Linked DNA regions of Homo sapiens: region 2 is linked to region 1. Evidence: chromatin loops called from intact Hi-C (ENCODE). Cell type or tissue: endothelial cell of umbilical vein. All regions are shown on one strand. Links, peaks and the distances in the headings refer to the core of each region. The heading gives the core; the rest is flanking DNA.

What was found. Peaks named below come from ENCODE experiments on the same cell type or tissue, not always from the same donor. Only the 100,000 strongest peaks of a DNase experiment are listed, where the experiment ranks them.
Region 2: a loop joins it to region 1, with 13 times the contacts of the local background. A loop is called at or near these places in 27 of 110 quality-filtered maps.

The regions. Positions count from the first base shown.
Region 1 is chr12:66,141,507-66,147,844 of GRCh38, reverse strand. It overlaps TMBIM4 (transmembrane BAX inhibitor motif containing 4), which reads left to right. Exons shown (of 7, transcript NM_016056.4): 5 at 1,887-2,004. Among named protein-coding and RNA genes, the nearest start is that of LLPH-DT, 14 kb to the right of the region's middle. In endothelial cell of umbilical vein, for the core only: a CTCF peak has its summit at 2,529; a DNase peak (open chromatin) is centred at 2,514; H3K27ac peaks cover 1,112 bases.
Region 2 is chr12:66,691,645-66,697,982 of GRCh38, reverse strand. It overlaps a transcript of GRIP1 not described here. Among named protein-coding and RNA genes, the nearest start is that of GRIP1, 16 kb to the right of the region's middle. RefSeq lists a silencer at 3,780-4,074. In endothelial cell of umbilical vein, for the core only: a CTCF peak has its summit at 3,882 (motif pointing right); a DNase peak (open chromatin) is centred at 3,882.

The DNA of each region.
Region 1 (6,338 bases), core at 1,463-3,962:
AAAAAGGTATTTGGGGCTAAAGTTTAACATCATGGAATATCATATTTCAGAAATATAGCATAGGACAAATAATTTCTAAAGTATAAGCAAAAGTTAGATATTTATCGTTTACATATTTCAGCTGAGCTTAGAAGTGGAAAAGAAAAATAAAAGGAATGGAGAACAGTATTTCATTTGTTTACCCATTTAGAAAAATAAGACAACTATAGCTAATCTTTTCCCTAATTTAAAGTTATCATCAAGTAACTGAGAACATGTGTTCTGAGCCACGTACTTTGATCATATGTATGAGCTTAACTCCTTTAACTGGCCTGTGCCAAACTGAACTGTGCTTTAACATTATATCCTCATATTTTATCAAATGGCACTGCAAGAAACAGTGGTAATTTCTGCTCTGTATTTCATGTTAAATATGTGTTTGAAGGCCGTTTCTGTTATAATTACTTGATGTACCCTATGTAATGCCTCAAATAAAAAATTTCAGTAAATTAAGAATAGAAATTCTGATTGTCTCAAAATGGTTAACCTTGAGTACCAAAAAGGTCAGAGTTAATTATTACTCTCCATAATAGCAAGTTGTTTATCCTTATAGTTAATATATTTAACTCTTCCTACTTTGTCATTAGTTTTTTTAACCTTTCTATGCCAGTTTTGTTTAATCTGTATGTTTTTGTAATCTCTTTTTAAAAGAATCAATATAAATAAATAGTAATAAATAATAAATAGGATTGAAGCTTCTTAACAGAGAAAGGAAGTATTATTAATATTTACTTATTATTAATGTTACTTACTATTAAGGTTATCAAATCCATCTCTCCCTTCTCCAGCCCCTACTATGTATAAAGAATGTAGGAGAGAGATTCATTTCAGGATTATTGGAATTGGGGGTAGAAAAACATAGATGAGGTAATCTGAGAACATTATTTTCCTCAGTAATTGCAATATCTTTTCAACCTAATCGTATACTTAAATTACTGACAAGAAGCAAAATGGACTTCATGTCTTATCTTTTCCATGTTCACCTTCCTAATCCTGTAATGGCATAAACAGAGAAATTCCAATCATGTAGCATTTAATGATAGAAAGAACATGAATAATTACTCCCCTGAAAAATTAAAAATTACTTAAATGGCTTTGGGTTCAAAGCAGTTAACCTCCAAGAGGTTATAACTTTGCAATTTATTAAAATGTTAAGGAGTTTTATTACAATAGCCATAATTGAATGGATGATTATTCTAAAATTACAGAAAGGAATTTGGCATATATTCAGTAAACCCCAAAATAATGTACTCCAAGATAATACACATTTGGATATAAAGCAGTTAGTGGTTGGTTTCTGTCCTCTGCAGGGTAAGTGAATGGTAGGCAACCCCAGACAGCCCCAATATTTTTCTTTCCCAATTTCCTTGATTTGGGCTGATAAACCAAGTATAACTAACTAGATGATTGCTGGATTTGCTGCTACTGTCCAGGAATTCCCAGCCAGGCAGGAGACCCAGAATCATCCCTATTGATATTTAAACCATAATGGACAATCACCACAGATGGTGGTAAACTGTGCCTGGGACAGAGATGGCTGAGAATCACTCCCATACCTGTAGAACTCCAAACTGGCTACAGGCGTGATAGCTCTCCAGTCATTTCATTAACTTGGTAATAATGTGACCTCTGATTTTGTATGAATGAATTTTTTGGAGACTGTTAATTGCATTATGGGTGTGGTTTCACTGTACCCATGTAGTCAAGGATGGATAAGAAATCTTTTCTAATTGTTTTTATTGGCATAAAGTACAGGAGAAAATGAAGCATTTCTATAAAATGCCAGAAAAAGCTGTTTTGTATTGAGCATGTTTATATGCATGTTAATCAGTGTTTTAATTTTACAGTTACTTTCTATGATGTATATATTATTCTGCAAGCTTTCATACTGACTACTACAGTATTTTTTGGTTTGACTGTGTATACTCTACAATCTAAGAAGGATTTCAGCAAATTTGGAGCAGGGTAAGTTGTATATATTCTTGGATATAATAGATAGATGTCTTTAATTATTATAGGTGGTTTTGAGGAATGTGCTACACTGTTATTTTTGGGTACTGTCTTTTAAAATGGAGGGTAATAAGAGATCATCTCTTTGAGTACTAGGGCCAGGTCCTACTCCTAGAACATACACAGAAATGGAAAGTGGCTTTGACTTATTTGCTTCTCTCCTATAGTGAAAGGGAAGTGAATTAAAAAAAAAAATAAGCTTTCCAGAGAGTTTAAGCTTGTATGCTTTATTAACATTATGGAATTTACTGAAATTACTTCAGTCTTTGTCTTAGCATAAATGTTACCAAGACCATCCACGTCTTCTTGGAAGAAGCGCTGTAATTAGTACAGGTATTGAAAGGGTCTGCATGAACTTTAAGACCTTTTGATCCATCTAGATTAACCTGTATCCTTCCTCAAACAAATATACGGAATGATCCTTTTTATATTAGGATTATGGTACAGCATTGCCCTCACCTGGTAGGAATGCATAGACTCTTTTCTAAGCTCACAGTGGCTTCCTGTTGGCACAGTCACCCAACCGTTTTCTTTTTCCTGTTACAACACTATTTACAAAACTCTGCTCTTGCTAAACTTTCTTTCCTCCCCCACCCCTTTTATTCTGGTAATCCAGAACACCAGAAGTCTCTATTGAGATAAAATATAGTTGGTCAGCCAACACTGACAATTGCGCGAGCTGCTTAAATAGTTTCATTAGAATGGAGTTTGATTTAGGGAGAGGTAACATTTTCTATTTTCTTTTCCTTCTTTGGAAGGATGTTTCATACATATTTGTGTGGCATATATGATGAAAGTTTTGTTCTACTTCCTCTTCTCAACCCAATCTCCAACTGTTCCCTCCCTTTCATTAATTCCAGTATCATCTCTCTTAAATCCTTTTCTGGTAAACTTGCCTTATATTTCAGCCTCTTCATAATAAATTTACATTGATTGATAGAAATGGTATTACAGTGATCATATATAGATCTGAGACCAGATATTTCTGAAGTGCGTCTGTCTGTGTCTGCTGTTTCTGATAATTCTTATGATATTTTCTTTCTTTAAGTGTTCAGTTATTTTTGACTATGTAATTGTCCTTGAAAAACTATTTGTTGAATTTCTTTGAGGCCTTGATTGAAGGTGCACTTTTCCATACAGTATTTGGGTTTTCGCCTAGCATCTGGGAAAACTATTGGATTGGGTCCACTTGAAACTAAATTCATGGCTTACGATGTTTTCCCAACCACACAAGTGTTCTTCAGTTAGACTACAAATCAGCAAAGGGATAGCTTGTGGTGACAATTTCCCAGGGATGGTTCTTCTCTGCCCCCACCCCGCAATTTACCCCTGCTTAGTGCATTGATGACTTTTCTTGTAGTTGGGCAAATTCAGCTACAGTACTATGATTACTTCTTTGGGTTTCCACTTTTACCTAGATTTTGATTTGATAATTCCATTCTACCTTGACAGTTATTTGATGTTTTTAAGAACGTATTCTTTGTTTTCTCTTTTATGCATCATTTCAGTAGTTTTTCGGGGTGGGACAGGGGCAGTAATTAGTCTGGAATAGTTCTTACTTGCTGTAGTACTGGAAACGGAACCCTTTCAAAATTGCCTCTTACCTGTATTACTACAACCAGCCTCTCTATTCTCCAGTCTTAACAGTTTCCAGCCTCTTTTCCACCAAGCAGTTGGGTGATACAAAAATGGAAACTTGATTACAGTATACCTATTTAAAACCCTAACACTTCACTACTGCTCTTGGTATACAGCCCAGTTCTCCACTGAATCACATCTACTGCTATTAGTTACTGGATATTGCCATGTAATGACTCTCTAGCAAAATCCTAATAATAATTATACTTTGGTCAGTATGCCATAGATTCAGCTACTTAAGAGTAGCACTTTATTGCATTTTAAATAAAACTTAATGGCACTACTTACTGTGACGCCTCAAAGCCAAAGTGGTTGTGGAAGCTGAGTGCCAAAATGGATATAAAGACCGAGGGAAAAGATTTTCTGTGAAAATATTTTCTAAAAAGTTTATAGGCTGTTCCTTCTGACCTGTTTATGGGACATAATAGGGACTGAAGAAGTGCGTTAAATGTTTGGATGTATGGTAGTATCAGGCAATGGTGGCAGTGCTTCATAGATTGACTTAAAGCTGTGATGTTTTTACAACATCATTATCCTGTGGTAATTCTGCCACAAAAGGAATTAAATCTCAGAACTACATATGATAACTGTGGCAACTGGTCATTGGTGTGCTAGAGTTGCCTTGTGCCAGCTTATGAGGCATCTTGCAAGTCAGTTGTTAAACTGCTGGAAGTTTAAAGTAGGCCATGAAGGATGTATGTACACCACAGAAATTAAGAAGCACTACAAATCAGGGCTCATTTTCTTTCCTAGAAAGTCAGTTTACTGGTACATCACTGTTTGTAAGTTATTTTTTATTCTGTGCTTCTTGTTGAGAGGGATGAGGGTAGGATTTGTCAGTCTTCTAGATGGAGTTGTTAGAATAGCAAAATCAGCACTATGTCCATGGTATATCTTATCTATATTCTCAGAAAATTTGCTCTCTTTGATGCTTAAATATTTAATGAGATGTGAGTCAGAGTAGAGTGAACTAACAACTTAGGCAGAATATTTGTAGGACATGACTTTCAAATCTTTACCTGTTACAGTATCTACAGAGAATGCTGTCATAAACTGACAAGTCTTAGGCTGAATTTCTTACCAGAAACTTACCAAATGGAGCCTGTGACCCTAAATAACTGTTTTAGTGTGTGTACACTTAGGTTGCTGGGTGGGGCATGCTGCTTAACCAGGGAGCCTAAGTGTGTCAGATTTCAACTTGGATGTTGTAGTGGAGAAAAGGTATCTGTTTTAATATGTATTGTCAATAGTGTCTGATCAGGCTCAAATGTAGGATCTTGTCCAGTTAGTGAATAAGAGTAAATTAATGTCCAGTGACCTCTGGCAGCCCTATCCTAATGTCTTATTAGAAGCCCACAAGAATTGGAGAGGATTTTTCATGGGTCTCGTGTTTCTGAATGTCTTGTGAATGATGTGCTGACTGCTCTTTGTTCCAGACAATCTTTTTAAGGGTTTTTTTTTTCCAATAGTGAACAGCCTGGAAAGATAGAAATAGTGCTCGCTAGAGCAGAGGGCAAGCATGTTTACTTTCCATTATAAAAAAGACTTGCTTCCCTAAATTCAAGGTTCCTCTCTTGTAACACAACCCACTGTGTGTGTAGGTGTCATGTGGCCCTCTTAGCATCACCTGGGCCCTGTCATAAAAATGCTGATACTACTGTTATTACTGTAAACTGTCCTTTATCTCAGACCTAGGAGCTTGATGCATCCATGAAACTGTGCCAGGCTAACTTGTTAGCCTGCAAGTAGGGTAATATCTCGGATGCTGTAAGTTCTTAATATCACCTTCCCCATACCCCATGGTGCAGGAACGTTGGAATTTCCCTAGGCTTTAAGAATGAAAAAGCAAATCCTAAGTCCCTTTCAGTCCTGAAGGATCTATGTTGTGAGGTAGCATGATACCTCATTCTCACTTAGGTATGCCAGATGTATCCTGAGAAATTTTAGGGCCATTTCAGAGAGACAGCTGAGGACTAGATTCTCATCATGCCTTCATTTCACCAAATAGCATTACAATAAATAACTCTGTTACTGTGAGAGAACTTATTTTGTATGAGTTCAGTCCTTTTGCATTTATTTATTTATTTATTTTTTAATGGTATCTTGGTAAATGTTCTTTGTGCACTAGACAAGAATGTGTATTTTGCTGCTGCTGTCGGATGATTTGATAAATGTCAATTAGGTAAAGTTGGTTCATAATGTTAAGTGTTCTATTTGCTTACTAATTTTCTGCCTACTTGTTTTATCAATGTGAGAGGGGTGTTGAAATTTCCAACTACAAGTATGGATTGGTCTATTTCTTATGTAAATTCTATAATTTTGCATCATATTATTTTAAACTTCATTTTTAGATGCAGAAACATTTAGGATTGTTACGTACTCTTGGTGAACTGACCCCTTTATCATTATGAAGTGACCTTCTTTAGCTCTAGTAATATCATTGCCCTAAAATCTATTTTGTTATTAATATAGCAACCCCAGCTTTCTTCTTAATTTGTGTTAGCATGTTAGCATCGTATATGTTTTTCTATCCTTTTATTTTTAATGTATTTGTGTCTTTATATTTACAAGGTTTTTTTTTTAGAAATCATAGTTGGATCTTGGTTTTTAAAAATCTAATCTGACCACCTCTGCTTTTAGTTAGTGTATTT
Region 2 (6,338 bases), core at 2,489-4,988, 550 kb before region 1:
TAGTTGTAGAATACAGAGAAATCTAGATATATGGTCCAGATCGATAACAAGAGGATCAATAAGCTTTTATTCTTGTTGCACTTCGCTTTGTTGAGGGGGTCTTGATTTGCATTTGCTGATTAGAGCCATTTGTCTAATATATAGACATGAGAAACATAGTTTGAATAAGGCCAGAACTTCCTACAAAGAGAGTAACCCACTAAAAATACTTTCGAATCTGTTGCTTTTCACTTCCTTACACCTTCTCTCCTGGAATTTAGTTCAGATTTGGAGCTGTCTATGGACAGAGAAAGAGGCATCAGTTTCATCCCTGTGCCTGACTCAGCTCAGTGCAGCCAGTTAGCACGCTTCTCAGCCCTTCACCACAAAACCAAAAGTATCTTAAAAAGTAGTCTCAAATGTGTGACTGCCCCAAATTGAGCCCCAAGTGAGTCTGGAGCTGAGGGCCAGGTGCATTTGTGTTGTCGGCCATTTCCCTATGGTTATCTAGCCCATTCTGCCTTCTGTTTGAAGATAACTGAAATATTATCAAAAATGGTTTGTTTAAAGGTGTAACAGCTGTGTTTCTGCAAGAAGCTCATAATAATTAAATTAATACCTGTAGTGGCTCTCTCTAAGGAAGTCTGGAAGCTTTGCACATATTAACATATTTATTCTTTCCACCTCTCTCTGATGTGAGGGAAAGGTCATTGTCATTTTTATATTTCCCTTGATGCAAAAGGAAATAAGTTACAGCAAGGATGGAGTTTGAGATAGGTCAGGAGAGAAGGAAAATTGGTCTTTTTTCCCTTTAGATTTTAGTCCTTTTGTTCATGGTTGTTAAAGTTCAAACTATTCCATTCCTCTATCCATTAATACATTTGCTTGTTCCTTCATTCATTCACTACCAAATGTTTATAAAGCACCTGCTATATGTCAGGCACTGGGATCACACTTGTCTTCAGAGTAGTTTGAAACTTCACTGTTGTACAGAAGTTACTTTGTGCTTTACAGAACCCAGAACCACCTCTGGGAAGCACAGTTTATAAACCACTGAAGTAGAACATTCAGTCATTTATTCAACAAGCAACTTTTTTTGCATCTACCAAATTCTATTAGGTGCAGGCTGCCTAACATCCCTCTTGGATCACAAAATCTATAACAGTAATTCTTTTTTTTTTTTTTTTTTTTTTTTTTTTGAGACAGAGTCTTGCTCTGTCACCCAGGCTGGAGTGCAGTGGTGCGATCTCAGCTTACTGCAAGCTCTGCCTCCCGGGTTCACGCCATTCTCCTGCCTCAGCCTCCCAAGTAGCTGGGACTACAGGTGCCCGCCACCATGCCCAGCTAATTGTTTGTTTGTTTGTTTTTTGTTTTTTGTTTTTTTTAGTAGAGACGGGGTCTGTGTTGGCCAGAATGGTCTCGATCTCCTGACCTTGTGATCCGCCCGCCTCGGCCTCCCAAAGTGCTGGGATTACAGACGAGAGCCACCACGCCTGGCCTAACCATAATTCTTTTTAAAATTTCTTTTTCATGCTGAGTATGTTCCACCTTTCTCTAACTCATTCTCTTTGTAGCCTCTTTATGACTATCAGGAATAAAGAATTTGTAGAATGTCTTCTTTGTTACACTGTCCTTAATAATGTTTAGATTGGTATTTTTCTTTAGGCTAGCAACTTACTCATCAGGAATCAAATTCTTCAAATGACAAGGAGCTTGCAGAGCTAGAGTTTTCTGTAGATTGAGAGAAATGAATAGGTTGACTTGTGTTTCTGTATGTCTACTGGGTCAAAGGACCATTCTTGAGATGTGAAAGTACCCTAAAGAGTGGCACAGCTGGTAAGTGTTATGAGTTGTCCTTTAAAAAAAAAATGGGGTTTTGAGATAATAGTAATTTTGCTAATCATTAGCTTATTCCATTTTATGCCTATATTGTGATTTGATTCTCTCTTCCCCTCTTCATTTAGTTTTTCCGTTTTCTTTCAAGCTTCATTCCCATTTGCCCCATGCTACCAGTTCTTTCTTCTCCTGGAATATTTGCCTGCTCCACCATGGACAGACTCTTAGTTATCCTTCACAATCCACCTCCAGTCCCACCTCCTCTGTGAACCTTTCCTACTGCCTCATTTATCCATTCTTCTCACTAATTTGTTTTCTCCCTTTTGCATCCACACATCCTACTGATAGTATCAATAAAGCTGATATTCCACTGAATTATTGTTACTTGTTTAAAGATACCCTGCATATGTAAATGACATTGCAGAAAAGATATTCATTAAGTGATATTTTTATTCCATTCTATCACCTTCACCAATGCCCTCCCCAAGAAGCTCCTTAAAAACGAAGATTATCAACCTCAATTTTGTACCTCTAGTTCCCTCCCCAGTGCTTGAAACATTTGCTTTCAGCTAGCAACAACACTGTAGCAGTTTTGGATAAGATAACCTCCTACCTGCCTAGCAAGGGCTTTCAGATTTATGCCCATGGATCAATCCCATTAGTGGTAGACATGGACTAGGGCCAAGAGGAGGAGTGGAGCCAACCACCGACAAGTCACAGGATCTCCTCCTCTCGTGTGGCCCATAGCTCGTGCTGTGTATCCCAACCTTGGGCTAATCAGTCCACTTCTGGAACAGGTGTTCTCTGTCCAGCATACTGTGGCTGACAGGAGAGGGGAAGAATTTGCCACCTGGTCAGAATTTGTGTAAACAGATGCCATAAAAAAAAAAAAAACAGGTTAGATTGCATGCTGGGTCAGCAGTTGAGGAGTGCTTTGAGAAAAGTGTCTTCCCCCTATGAGCAAGGCTCCTCCTCACACATGGTCAGCCCCACTTCTCCACCCAGAGGAGGTAGAGCCTGTTCTAGGAACTCCTGTTGAACATCTAACACATCGTACTGCACTGGCAGCCTGATGGTCTTTATGACTTGGTTAGAGACAGATGATTTGGAAGTGGGAATAAAAAGCTTTCTTCCTTATTTTAAAAAGATTTGCCTTTGTTTTATGAAATTATAACAACAACAGTTATCAGTAAGACTTTAGTGCTTCAGAGAGATGTTGGACCTCAGATAAGACACAAAAGGAGATCTCACTTAGCCATACCCTCAGCCTGCAACTAGCTCTGCCCTTAGGCTCTGGGTATTTCCTGATCTTTGGGATGTCTACTGTGGTAATCCGGGAACTGGTTACCAGCATCTATTCCCTGGGATATGGAAGCATCTCAGGAATAGTAATGACTTATAATTTTATACTTAGAAAACCAGGATGTCAGTGTACTAGGTGACTGTGGGTTGGGGAAGAATATTAGACCTCAGAAATAATAAGTTAATATCACCAGCAATATCAATAATAGTATTACTGTTTATCACGCACTATGCTAAATACTTTACTAATAATGTAACATAATCCTCACACTAGATATTTTTATTATCTTCATTTATAGTTAAGGAAAGTGATGCTAGCAGATGATAACAACATATAATAATACGTACTGAGCATTTACTGTGAGCTGGCACTGTGCCCATCTGCCAAGATCCTATCAGAATCATGATTCAAACCCTTGTTTTTATTATTATAGGATGAAATCTCCTTGGGGAAGAGGTAAAGGATATGTGGAAACTCTCTGTTTCCACATTTTTTTGCAGCTTTTCATTAAGTCTAAAAGTAATTCAAAATAAAAAAGTTTTTTAAAAACTCAAAACTACAAAGCTCATAATGGCCACTCTCTGCTGCCTCCTCTGGATAATGGCCTCAAGTAGAAATGCTTAGCCCATGTCAGGGATGCTCACAACTCAAATCATGCTGGAAACTGTTCTGCAGGTGTGCACTCCTCAAGGACCCCTGTCTAGTATGTGGCATTCTCATCTTAGATGTGATGAATCTATGTAGTTAGTATGACACATTTTCCCCAGCAGATGGCAGTAAAATGTCTTGAGGAAGAGATGCTGTTTCTGATGCTCATAATAGTACCGTCTGGGCTGGCAGTGGCCCTGAGAGTGCTAAGAAATCTGGAGAAGAGGTAGCAGAATTGAGAAGTGTTTAGGAGGTGAAATTAGATAGCAAGTTGGTGTGGTGTTTTGTTATAAAGATGCCAAATTTGAGTGCAATCAAATCAACCACTAAATTTATCATCAGTTCAAAGGATTTACTCTTCCTGAGCATAGTCCTTCATTTTATGTATCTGTATAATTTCTATTTTTAAAATCATGGGATTCGCCTTGATACAATAGTGATCTAATGAAGAATGAGGATTAATGGAATTTTCTTGTCCATGAATAGACCCATAAAACAGGAAATTTTTTCATGAATGGGCTTTAGGGAGTCCGTGGTCCACTTGCAGTTGTCATGTGAGCATATAAATTTGTGTACATTTTACCGGGGAGAGCTCCAGTAAAATCATATTCTCAGATGGGCCCAGAATGTGTTTAAAAAAATTCTGTCTGAGAGCATATCACCCCGGAAGGCCTAAAATAGATTCAAGGGAGAAGGACAGCAAACTCAGGTGCCTACAAGGGCCAGGCAGATAACAGTGAATGAAGGAACCCTAGTGGGGACTGGGGTGACCTGGAGAATGTATGCCCCAAATATCCAAAGAGGCCACCATTGTCCAGCCCCAACTGAGAGTTGCATGCGGGAATGCAGGCCCAATGTGAAATGAGCTCTTGATTTTTAAAGAGAATCCACAAACCCATAACTTTAAATAAACTATAGACATTTCTGAAGTGTGCAAATAATTTAAAACATTTCTAAACATAGCTCAGGCAAAACGAGCGTACTTACAGGTCACGTGTGGCCCTGGAGCTGCCAGTTTGATAACCTGAGTTTAGACATCACCCTGTCATTCATAAGCTCATGACCTGGCTCTCTTGGGACATACTATGTTAAGGAACTCTGGTACTACTAATTATTGGTTACTATTATAACAACATTCATAGTAATAATGACTAACACCCTAGCACTTTTTATGTATCAAGCACTATCCTAAACACTTTATTCATAACTCCTGTAACATTCTCAACACCCTATGAAGTTAGGTTACAGTGGTTTCCAGCATTTGTTATATGTTAGGTACTGTTCTAGGTCAGGACTCCTCAGCACAAGTCATGACTTACGAAATAATTCTGTAATAATCCTATGAGTAGCTAGAGAAACTGAGGCACAGGAATATTTAGTAACTTGTCGTAGCTCATTTCCTAGATTCAAACCCAGGCAGTCTGGTCCCAGAGCCCACACTCTTATCACTGTGCTGTCCTGACTGCCTCTGGGATACTCTGGGTACTGGTTGTTTTTCAAAGAACTCTCAGCTGTGGTGCTCAGTGGTCCTAGACAAATCCCCTCCTCTCTGCCATGACAATGTGGCACTTCTGACCAAATGCAGTCAGCCCCAGGTCTTCTGTAAAATCCATCTCATCATCTCATTTTCATGTATCACCAGACATACTTTATTCAATCTTTGTTTTTTTTTAAATCTCCTCCAAAATGAACAGATCATAAATCCTTTGCTAGATGAAATTTCCAAATAATGGTGATAGATGGCCTTGTCTTTTGTCTCCTGACTAGTTTGGCCCTGCCTGTCATCACAGCAATCAAAGAGTTGTAAGATGCCATGTAGACGCAGTGCCAAAAAAGGAAGGGACAGCTTAATTCTCCACTCAAATTTCTGTTTCATTTGAACTTCCTCATATGAGTGAAACTTCCTACAGGGTTACACAATTGGAACTCCTGAAATAAGTGAGAAATTACAGTTGTAATTTTAGAGAATTGACTTTAATCTGCAGCTGCAACCTAGAATCTGTATCTGAGGAATGAGAATTGAGATTATGACATGGGAGCATGCAGTGATTTGCAGAATGCACTTGTTTCCAGTTCTGTCTATTGGTGCCAATGCTGAAATCCAAACCCTGCTGAGAGATTGATAATGGAAAACTGAAGGTGGGAGGAAAAAAGCAGGGTATAAATCTACTCCAAAGCTGTCAAATGCAGTGAATTATATCAAATGGTTCTCTAATTTTCTACTTGGAAGATACCTTTTATTTTTTAAAAAAAGATAAATTTGGCTGTTACTTTACAGCTTTGCACTTCCATCAGCTCACCAGTTTTATGATGCTTCCTGTGAGCAGTGGGTCTTAGCGGTTGGTGCATTTCCATTAGCATGCTTCTGCAAAATAGTTCATCCTTCTGTGAGTCCCTTTTGATCAATTAAGCGCCTGCATTTCCCTACGCAAACAAGTTAAGAGAGAGAATCTATGGAAGGACTCTCTTCCTAGGGACTAATTTTAATGTCATTTCTAAAAATAAAGTATTAGATATAAAGGCAAAAGAAAGGTAGCTTTAGAATAAAAGATGCTTGTAAAGAGGACACTTT